Regions from separate parts of the Homo sapiens genome. Here region 1 is linked to region 2. A link is a contact called in ENCODE Hi-C data. All regions are on one chromosome and are shown on one strand. Each heading gives the region's core, a stretch centred on a gene start or an enhancer-like site at or near the end of the contact. The rest is flanking DNA. Distances are from core to core; before and after follow the strand shown.

Region 1 (5,024 bases), core at 2,045-4,544, 300 kb before region 2:
CTACAGGTGGATGCTGCCACACCCAACTAATTTTTTTCTTTTTTTTTGTATTTTAGTAGAGACGGGGTTTCACTGTGTTGCCCAGGCTGGTCTCGAACTCCTGAGCTCAGACAATCCACCTGTCTCGGCCTCCCAAAGTGCTGGGATTACAGGCGCGAGCCACCGCGCCCGGCCAAATGACAGCCTCTTAAAAGTGATAGAAATATTTTAAGTATGTGACTTTCTCTGCAATGTTTTTTGTGTTCCTGCGTGTATTACAGAATGTTCTTTTCCAAATAGTAAGGTTTAGAGAGGGTACTTAGAGTTCAACAAGTTATTCCCCCAAATTACCAGTCTCCTTCAAGAATGAAAATGTTGGAATTTTGAATGTTTTGTCCATGAATTGAGGAAAATTTTGGATATATGACTCACTTTATGCAAATTACTCTATCAGCTTTGTCCACCTTTGTCTAGTTTCTAAACTGTGAAGTTCTCCAGTATAGTGACATTTGCTAAGAAATCTGAATCCAGACCAGGTGCAGTGGCTCATGCCTGTGGTCTGGCACTTTGGGAGGCTGAGGTAGGAGGATCTCTTGAGCCTGGGCATTTGAGACCATCCTGGGCAACATAGTGAGACCCTGTCTCATTAAAAAAAAAAAAAAGAAATTTGAATCCAAGTATGTAACTCATTTTCCTAAAAATAATGTGTCAGATCACTGTAGTTTCATCTTAAACATCATAAAGATGGGGCCGGGCGCAGTGGCTCACGCCTGTAGTCCCAGCACTTTGGGAGGCCAAGGTGGGCGGATCACGAGGTCAGGAGATCGAGACCATCCTGGCCAACACGGTGAAACCCCACCTCAACTAAAAATACAAAAAATTAGCTGGGCGTGGTGGCACACGCCTGTAGTCCCAACTACTGGAGAGGCTGAAGCAGGAGAATCGCTTGAACCTCGGAGGCGGAGGTTGCAATGAGCCGAGATCGTGCCACTGCACTGCAGCCTGGGCAACGCAGCAAGACTCTGTCTCAAAAAAAAAAAAAAAAATCGTAAAGATGGCCTTCCAGCTTTATTTTGCTAAGAGTAGTCTTTACGTGGTCCGTGTGGTTTTGTTAACACGGCAGTTTCGATTTACTAGACTAAAACTAGCATATAAAGAAGCTAAGAAGGCTGGCCAACGATCCCACAACCAGCATAAGGTTCTCAGTGTGGCAGTCTCTGTTGTTCAGAGTCCATGTTTTAATTTTTTTCTTTAGCTGCTCATTACTCTGAATCTACAGGGTGTTTTCTGGTAGTTTTAATATAACATCAAATATGCATTTCTTAGGATCACAAATGTGTGCAATATTCTGTTCTTTCAGCCCCTAGAATTCCTCCTGAAAAGAGAATTTTTACAACCACCCATACACCAAATTGTTTGTTCCAGGATGTGGATGAAAGGTACGTGGTCTTGACCCACCCCCTTTTTCATGTTTTTGATATAAAAGCTATTTAGCCAAAGCCAAGACTGCATCTTGGTTTTATAATTACATGATAATGGACAAAAACATGTAATTATATACAGGCAATGAAATAATTATGGAATTACACTGAAAACTTCCTAAGATATGCACATGGTGTAATTGAGGCTTTCTGGAGAGCTGTTGATCTAATTGAGCCTGTCTTAATTCTCCCATATAAACCCATTCGGAGTGGATAATGGTCCAGACAGAGGCGCTGTTGCCTGGGACCAGTGTCAGGGTGGAAGCCGGAGATGCCATTGGCTGGATCCCAGCAGAAGTCTATCTTCCAGCCTGTGTGCTAGAGGCTTCTCCAGGGGACAGGATTTTCTCCATGCCTCAGAGCCCCACTTGGGTCCCTCTCTCTGGGTCTCCCCCTCAGGGTGCTGTAGCAGGTGCGAACAGTCCCAGTGAGATTTGGGAGCACCCATGTTCTGAGTGGCTTCTGCCCCCACCATGCATCTTCTCCCAGCTCCTCCACAAATGCATGAAGACTCCAAAAACACTTGGGCCGGCTAGGTGCAGTGGCTCACACTTATAATCCTAGCACTCTGAGAAGCTGAGATAGGAGCATCACTTGAGGCCAGGAGTCTGAAACCAGCCTGTTTGAAACCAGGAGTTCAAAACGTAGCAAGACCCTGTCTCTGCAAAATAAAATAAAAATTAGCTGGGTGTGGTGGTGTGCACCTGTAGTCCCAGCTACTCAGAGGCTGAGGCAGGGGGATCACTGAGCCTAGGAGTTCAAGGCTACGGTGAGCTATGATTGCACCACTGCACTCCAGCCTAGGTCACAGCAAAAGACCCTGTCTCAAAAAAATAGAAAGAAAAAAAATGTGTGGGCCACTGGCAGTAGTCACCGAAAAGTGACCTCAGAAGATACCACAGGAAGTGGACCAAGAAGCACCAGTGTGCTGGGTTCCTAAAATGAACCAGGTCACCTAGAAGCTGGAGGATCAAGACCTCTCCCTCCTCTACTCTTGGCCCAGGGACACAGGCCCCCATCCTTGGAGTCAGGGCCACACAGCTTCCTGGGGAGGCTCTATGGGTAAAAAGGGATCCGTCACTTCCAGCTCCAGGTGGCTCAGGTGTGTCCGCGGGGCTGCCTGGGGCAGAGCCAGTTTGCAGATGCAGGCTTCTGGACACCACCCTGCCCTGTGGAACCAGGATCTTGGAGGGCAGGGCCTGGGGCCGTATATGTAAAGCAGCCTCTGGAGACTTTTCTTCCTTCAGAGATCTGAGAACTGTCTCTAACCCACTCCCATGCCAACTTGGTGTCCAGCTCAGCCCTGTGCAGGGAGGTTGGCAGACAGGTTCACCTGGCATGATGGGCCACAGCCTGCAAGCTCTCCTTGATGAAGCCTTGTGTGTGGCCTGGCTCACAAAGCCCAAGGACAGCCAGGGCTCCCCCTCCTCCTCCCCTCCTTCTTTTCACCCTCCACCCCCTTTCTGCTCCCTCCTCTTCCTCCTCCCCCTCTTTTTCCTTCCTGTTCCCCCACTCCTCTCCTCTTCCTTCCTCTTCTTCCTCCTTCAGCAAGGCCTTGATGGGACGGATGCCAGGAACATTCTGTATATCCTGTCCAAAGGAAAACATGAGGCCTGAAGAGAGAGCCTCAGACAAGAAGGAGGAAATCAAAGAATAACGCCAGGCCCTTGAGAAAGTTCTGCACCATGGTCTAAAGATTCACAGGGAAAATCCTTCTACACAAGCAGCAGAGTTTGAGGAAACATTGGTTTGGATGCAACAAGTGTTAAGAGGCAGATCGGGAGAAGAAATGGTCGGTGGAGCCGGCAGAGGGCGCTGGACACAAACAGAAGCAGAAGGTGCTGCTGAAGTTCAGCTCCGTCCTGCAATGGAGCAAAGCCACAGCTCTGGGAGGAGGCATGAGCTCAAAGGGCAGAGGCCCAGCCAGCCACCGAGACTCCAAAGAAGCCACAGTAAACCAACTGGATGCTGAGGCCAAAGTCACACGAGACCAGGCTGGAAAAGAAGCACATACAAAGGGTTTTCCGAGGCCCAGGCAAAACTTGTTAAGCAAAAATCCATGCCAGGTCACATGTGGCCAAACTAATGAATGACACTGAAAAAGAAAAAGATGCTGGAAGGAAGAAAACAAAAGCATGATCATGACTTATCTCTTGGGAGGTGAAACGCAGAGCTGAAGCACTCAGGCCCCAGCAGAGGGAGCCTCCTTCAGCGTCCTGGACAGTGAACCTTCGTTTGCTATTGATTAAAAGTCTAGCTGGTTCTGTTAGTCCAACTTTTGATCTCCGGGGGTGGGGGAGGGGGTGGGGTTTGGAGTGTATCTTCTCTTTCCAGGGAATAAGATGGTTCTTAGTGACAATCTCCTCATCTGTTTGGATGCCAATCCTAGCGTGTGTCTGCTTGCCTTCCAGGGCGGTCCCTCTCCTGGGCTACCTACCTCAGGACCTGATTGAAACCCCAGTGCTCGTGCAGCTCCACCCTAGTGACAGGCCCTTGATGCTGGCCATCCACAAAAAGAGTAGGTCCCCTTTTCATGGTACATCCTGAAGTGTTTGGCGGAAGTTCCTGTGTCCTTGGGGCTGCTTCTTGGGACCAGTCTAGCTCTGACAGGTCAGATCAGCTAAGGACAAGCAGGTGGTAGACGCCCGCCTCGCCGCCTCCCTCCTGGCACTGCAGTGCCCAGTGGAGTCGAGAGAGAGGGGTAAACTCATGTGAGTTCCTTTGTGGCCAGTTGTTTCTCAGTCCGTGGCCTGAGTCCGTAGCATCTTATGTTTACTGTTGGCTTCAGTGGCGCATGGGAGGAGGGGAGACCAGTTCATCTGTGGCTAGGAAGGTTCTCACCAGGCCAGGGGAGTGCACAGTGCATGTCCTCACCAAGCCCAGCCCTCATAGATGCAAGTGACACTAGCAGAGGTGAAACATGGGATGAAACAGCTCCTGCTGGAAACAGCCTCCTGGTAATCTACAGCAAAAACAGGAGGTTGAAAGCAGTGGCTTTGAAGAAGTGTTCATACCCCTACAGTTTGCAAATGATCCTGGGCCTGAGTGACTCTTGACTTGTCTCTCTCTACTATAAATCCTGTTTGCTCCCCTTTTCCCCTGAATGCTGGCTTTTGCTCTCCTAGTCCTGCAGTCAGGCGGGCAGCCTTTCGACTATTCTCCCATTCGGTTTCGCGCCCGGAACGGAGAGTACATCACGTTGGACACCAGCTGGTCCAGCTTCATCAACCCATGGAGCAGGAAAATCTCCTTCATCATTGGGAGGCACAAAGTCAGGGTGTGAGTGCTCCAAGGGCCCGAGGTGGCTCAGGGGTCTTGGGCGGGGGTCTCGGGCTGTCCTCACCTCCCAGCAACAGATGGCATAGGGAGGGGCTGAGAGGCCAAGACCGAAACCTTGCTTCCTGCCACCAATCTGGAGCCCCAGACTGCTAGGCAGGGGTGACCTGTCCTCTGCCCCCAAGTGGGAGGGACCTCATTCAAGCAGAGTAGGGAGTGGACAGGCAGCAGCCTGGGGGGCTGCAGGGGAGAGGCAGAGGGCCCACCCAGGCAGGCAGCATGTAGTGG
Region 2 (5,735 bases), core at 2,424-4,923:
CATAGAATACGATCTTCTGAACTGCACAGTCTTTTCCACTAGAGGACACGGACATACACATACCCTAAACCCCTTAAGAAGCACTGGTCTAAAGGTTTCAAAGACAGCTCTGCACTTTCACGGTCATAAGCTCTCAGAATTGCAAAGTTGGAATGGACTTCTCTCACTCCCATTCCATTTTAACATGTGGACCCCAGGACAACAGAGGCCCAGAAGGTAGGCTGCCCAAAGCCACTCAGCTGCTAGAAGCTGTCACCACAGACACACTAGTTTCCCTCTTGTGGATGACAAAAATGTTTTTTGTTTGTTTTTTGAGACAGGTCTTGCTCTGTAGCCCAGGCTGGAGTGCAGTGGCGTGACTTGAGCTCAGTGCAGGCTCAAACTCCCAGGTTCAAGAGATCCTCCCACCTCAGCACCCTCCACCTCCTAAAGCAGCTAGGACTACAGGCAGGCACCATCATGTCCAGCTAATTTTAATTTTTTTTGTAGAGACAGGGTTTCACCATGTTACCCGGGCTGGTCTTGAATTCCTGAGCGGAAGCAATCCACCTGCCTCAGCCTCCCAAAGTGCTGGGACTACAGACGTGAGCCACCATGCCGGGCAGGAAATGTTTTTATCTCGAGTGTGGTCATGGTTTCAGACTGATCAATTACACAATTTAAATATGGGCAATTTAGTGTATTTCAATTACGCCTCAATAAAGTTGACAAAAATGTGAAAATAAACCAACATTAGTTTCTTCATTGTTACGCTACTGTGCCATCTCCTCAGGTGGCCCTCCATAAGAGCACATCTTCACAGCTTCGCCCAGAGCAAAGCAGCTGGGTTCAGCTGATGAAGTTACTTCACAGGCAAATAGTCACAAACACCTGTAGGGGCTTTAGCTACCACAGACAGCAGCACCATCTAGAGCCAAGCTCTCCTGCTTCAGCCCCTACCTGGAATGATCTTGTCAAAAATCCCTCACAAGGATTCCTTGTCATGGAACAGTGTCTCCCTTCCCAGCCAAGTCTGCTGCCCCGTGTGCAGACTCGAGCACATCAGTCCTGCCACATCGTCAGAGTCACCCAATAATGGACCAAGACGTGCATCCATCCATCACCTGGGGGTCAGCTGGACGCACCAGATGCCCTACACAAGGACTACCAGGTCTCTGGCTGACCTTGGGAATGCAAATGAAGCAAAGAGTGAAAAATAAAAGCACAACTGCTTGAACATGAGTTCAGCAGGCAGTAACCTAGGAAAGTCAGAATGAAGAGTCCCACAGAACAGCAAGCACCAGGGCCACATGCAGCTCCCTGAAGGAGGCTCAGGGAAGCCTGGGGAGAGAGATCCTTCATGCACTCAAAGGCCAACCACCAAGAAACTCTTCTGCACCACTACAGCCCGCAGGCTACGCTTAACGCTTTTATACCCCCAATCACGCCACGATGAAGTCTTCTCTGTGGGCAGAAGACGCTCCAACATTCAATTCCACTGAAGAGTCAGATTGCTGGTTTACTATCTTCAAGTCTGTGACTTGCAAGATATAAAAGAATGTAACACTGGTGCTTTGTTTTCCATAGAAAGTAATAAAAAATGTACTTCTCTAACATTCTAAGAAATCTAATATAGTGACCATCTATTTTTCTATCGTGTGTATCATTTTCACACGCCACTTTAAGAATAAACCCAAGGCCTAATTTGGGAATGTTGCCATAGCTGTAAAATTAAATTTAAACCAAAGGATTCTATCAAAAAGTAAGTCTTCAAACTGTCAAGAGGCTAGCTGAATACCTGCAGTTGCTTCAGAATTCTTTTCCTTCTTCAATATGCTTCAACTCTTGAAGATCTGGTTTAAAACAAAACTTCCTCTTTCCTGCAAATTACGCTCTAAGGCAGCATTTCGGTAACAGATCAGCTGTTCTGAACAGCATTCTCAGTTTCTAAATTCCACAAGTTGTAATTGGCCCAGTTAGGTTCCTCCTCTGGGTGGGACCTGCTTTCAGACAGCCCGGAGAAGAGCATCTGGTGTGCAACTTACTAGTGCCATCAAGTGATATTTACTCAGCATCCCTGCAAGCAATGGCAAAACCAGGCCATGTCACTTGTGCAGGGACACCAGGGGCCAGTCAGCTCAAGGTGAGGGGGCTACTTATTTACAATTCCTTCCGAATGGAGACGTCTCAATCCAAGCATAAAGGATGGGACTGCGGGTCACTAGGGGACACTCAACTTCCCCAGCCAAAGGGGCCCCGATCAGGGCACAACAAAGTCCACATCCCACTCTTCTACAGAATGCCAGTGCCCAGGAACCTCCTGCTCGGCACAGGAGTACGCTGGTTGACCGACCATCTTTGGAGCCCAGCCCCTTTTACGTTCAGCAGTAAACCTGCCCCTTCCTGCACTGCCTACTACCTGAAAGGCAGGTATGTCCAGGTGGGGGGTCCTCAAGCCCCACAGCACTAAGCTTGGTGTGATTCTGTCTCTCAATCTCTCTCTCTCTCCCACCTCTATGCTCCCCCTTGCCTTCATCTCACTCCTCAGCCAGGATTCCTCTGCACCAGGCAGGCCAGTTTCCTCTTTGTTCCTTCACAACACCCTGTTCATTTCCAGAAGCTTCTATTCAGTCTGATACCCAGGTCTAGAATGCCCTCCTTCCCTTCACAAACGAATCCTACCCCTTCCTTAAGGGGAAGATTCCTACCTACATCCCAACATCTCCTCCTCCAAGAAGCTTTCTCTGGCTATTCCAACCCATCCTGCCCCCACTTCCAGGCGGTCGGGAATGCAGAGTGGGGGGACCCAATTCTCTCCTGTGACAGATGAGGAAACTGAGCCCAGGGAGGGGAAGGCCACACCCAAGATGACACACCAGCAGAACTAGGTCTGGAACCAAGACTCTGCTGCACTAATTGTTCCAAGATGCCCTTCCTTCCTCGTCTCCTTTGCTGTGGTAAAAATTTTCCAAACTAGCCTGGCCGCCCCCAGTTGTAGGTAAGCGTCCATACTTACTCTTCCCGCTGCAGGTACGAGGACCGGGCGCGAGTTGTCACTCCCCTCACCTCCCCCGCTCCTCACGGCCTAGCGCGACTCCTGCCCCGATCGGGAGTCCAGTCCCGGTTTCTGCGGCCACGTCGGGCCGGTGACCTTGGCCAGGCGCTGGACGCCCCGCTTCCTCCGTACAAGGCAGGCAGCCGATCCCGCGAGTGGGGCGTGAGCGCGGCCAGGTCTGTGCCACGCTCGGCCCAGGGCCTGGTTCACACCAGGTGCTCGGCGCGGGCCGTCCCCCGCCGCCGCCGCCGCGGTCACTCACTGCCGGGCGAGGCCAGCGCCCCGGCCGCCGACGCCGCCTCCGACCCCCGGCTCGCGGCCCGCGGCCCGCGGCCCCTTCCCATTCACGCCGCTCGGCCTCGCGTCCGGGTGCCCGCGCCCGCCAGGCCCCCGGCGTGAGGAACCCGGCGGGCCCGAGGCGGCCCCGCCACCGCCCGCGCCCTCCGCCCGGCCCGCAGGCCAGCCCGTGCACCGGCGGCCGCACCTCGCCCCGCCGCAGAGCCGCACGGTCGCTCCTCACCTGGGCTCCCCGAGACAGGCGAGGCGGGCCCGGCGCCCAACACCATGCCCGGTCCGGGCGGCTGCTGCGAGACGCGGCCCCTCACAGCCGCACCGGCTCCCGGCGGCGGGACCGGAAGTGGCGGGGCGGGGACTCGGCCGCTCTCGCCCGCGGCAGCCGAGACAGCAGCGGGCGCTTTAAAAAAAAAATTCAAAGTCGCGAAAAACTTTATTTGGAACCAGACACGCGAACAGCGGCGTGCGCCGATCGGGACTGGGCTGGGCGACGGGCCTCTCGGACCTCGCTCATTGGCAGAGGGCGCGGCCAGGGGGCGGGCACGGATTTCGCAACCGCCGCTGATTGGCGAGTAGCGTTAGGGGCGGGGATTCCGAGTTGGCTCTGGAGCCCGAGCGCCGGAGGGCTGGGGGTTTTGCACCTGGTTCCAACACGGGTTCACTTCGTGGTCTGCAGGGTTTAGGGGCACGGAGGAGCCCGGGCTATCCTTCCCTGAAGGAGCGGCCTCCGTGGCTGGAGCTCCCGCTGTCCAGCGCCGCACCTGGAGTGCAAAGGACTGGACAGGCCCCCGCAGCCTGCAGTGCAGGCGGTGAGGGAGACCGGGCGGTCAGACACGCAAGCCACGACCAACCCCAAACCGTGTGCTGCGCCCACAGGCCCCACTGTTCTTGTCATGTCCCTTTTATTCCTTCTTTTCTCTCTTAAATGTGTTTAAAGTACCTTAAAAATCCATTTCAACTTGTCCTCTTTTGGGCGCCCAGATTCATCCCGCGCCCATTAGCGTCCTGTGTGATTGACGAGGGGCCGTCCTGGGCGTCAGGCAGGCCCCTGGAGGAGTGGGCCATTAGAAAGATGAGGTTCAGCATGGAAACGGTCAGAAAGAGACAAGGAGTTAGACTTTCATTTCGAAAAACCCCACTGAGAGGTTTCTAACAGTGGAGTGACTATCAGGTTTTCTTCCTAAAGGAGGCTGGCGGGCCCGGTGGCTCACGCCTGTAATCCTAGCACTTTGGGAGGCCAAAGTGGGAGGATCCCATGAGCCCAAGAGTTTAAGACCAGCCTCCTGATGGTGGCAAGACCCCATCGCTACAAAAAAAGAAAAAAAAAATTAGCCGCGTGGTGGCGCGCGCCTGTAGTCCCAGCTACTCAGGAGGCTGGGATGGGAGGATCACCTGAGCCCAGGAGGTTGAGGCTGCAGTGAGCCGTGATCGCACCACTGCACTCCAGCTTGGGTGACAGGGCAGACCCTGTCCCCATAATAATAATAAAGGCTTTGGCTCTAAGTGAGTCGGTGGGAATGGAGTCAGGAAAACTGGTCAAGAACACAACTCAGCCGGGCGCAGTGGCTCAGGCCTGTAATCCCAGCACTTTGGGAGGCCGAGGCAGACAGATCACCTGAGGTCAGGAGTTCAAGACCAGCCTGGCCAACATGGCAAAACCCCATCTCTACTAAAAATACAAAAAAGCCGGGCGTGGTGGTGCGCCCTTGTAATCCCAGCTATTTGGAACGCTGAGGCAGGAGAATTGCTTGAACCCAGGAGGCGGAGGTTGCAGTGAGCTGACACTGCACTCCAGTCTGGGTGACACAGCAAGACTGTTTCCAGAAAAAAAAGAAAAAAGAAAGAACACAACTTGTGTTATTTCTTGTGTTTGGGACCATGTCTCTCCCTTTTTTGCCCGGCTAACTCTCAAGTTTTCCTAAGCTAAGACACCAACTTCTGATAGGCCTCAAAGCCTGGGGGTGGGGTGGGGCAGTGCAGGTGCCCTCTGTGTCTTCCTTGGAGCCCTGCACTTCCCTCTTCCTTATTGTCATGGCCTGTTTCCCTGACTAAGCTCAGCTCCTCAGCCCTCCTCTTCCTTCTTCCTCCAGCGTCACCTCCTGCCACCCCCTTTCCCATCCTGGAACATGCAGGTGATTAAAACACATCTGCTGGATAGAGATTGCATGCGCTGGCGGCATGAGTCCTGGTGAGAGGAGATAAGGGCTTGAAGATTGCAGTGTGTGAAGGTGCAGCCGGAATGGCGTGAGCACTTGTCTTACTCATAAGCGTCACTGTCTGCAGAATGGATTGCACCACACATTGGCCCACGTAGGCCCAAATTCCACCGCTGTGGATGAATGAAGTCATTTCTAGCTCCATTTCATGAGGCTGCCTAATTCTTTCACTAAGACTTATTTAGGACTTC

Evidence for each region. A loop is a pair of places that touch in the nucleus more often than their neighbours do. Pooled maps may share reads with other maps.
Region 1: a map of dorsolateral prefrontal cortex shows a loop between it and region 2 (4-fold over the local background). The contact joins the enhancer-like site here to the promoter of UBE2F in region 2. A Hi-C loop is called at or near these places in 16 of 168 maps with a recorded cell type or tissue (CD4-positive, alpha-beta T cell, CD4-positive, alpha-beta memory T cell, CD8-positive, alpha-beta T cell and 10 more), 27 of 37 single-sample maps with no recorded cell type and 32 of 50 pooled maps.

Annotation. Positions count from the first base shown.
Region 1 is chr2:238,261,906-238,266,929 of GRCh38, reverse strand. It overlaps PER2 (period circadian regulator 2), which reads left to right. Exons shown (of 23, transcript NM_022817.3): 9 at 1,340-1,418; 10 at 3,872-3,978; 11 at 4,586-4,739. Among named protein-coding and RNA genes, the nearest start is that of PER2, 24 kb to the left of the region's middle. RefSeq lists an enhancer at 2,647-3,147. Within about 2 kb of position 3,294, at least 23 of the 41 ENCODE cell types and tissues checked have a DNase peak (open chromatin) inside an H3K27ac peak, as active enhancers do; they include dorsolateral prefrontal cortex and thyroid gland, where a contact is called at or near this core.
Region 2 is chr2:237,964,952-237,970,686 of GRCh38, reverse strand. It overlaps UBE2F (ubiquitin conjugating enzyme E2 F (putative)), which reads right to left and starts at 3,673. Exons shown (of 10, transcript NM_080678.3): 1 at 3,555-3,673. It overlaps UBE2F-SCLY (UBE2F-SCLY readthrough (NMD candidate)), which reads right to left and starts at 3,742. Exons shown (of 19, transcript NR_037904.1): 1 at 3,555-3,742. RefSeq lists a silencer at 3,450-3,629 and a cis regulatory region at 5,146-5,735.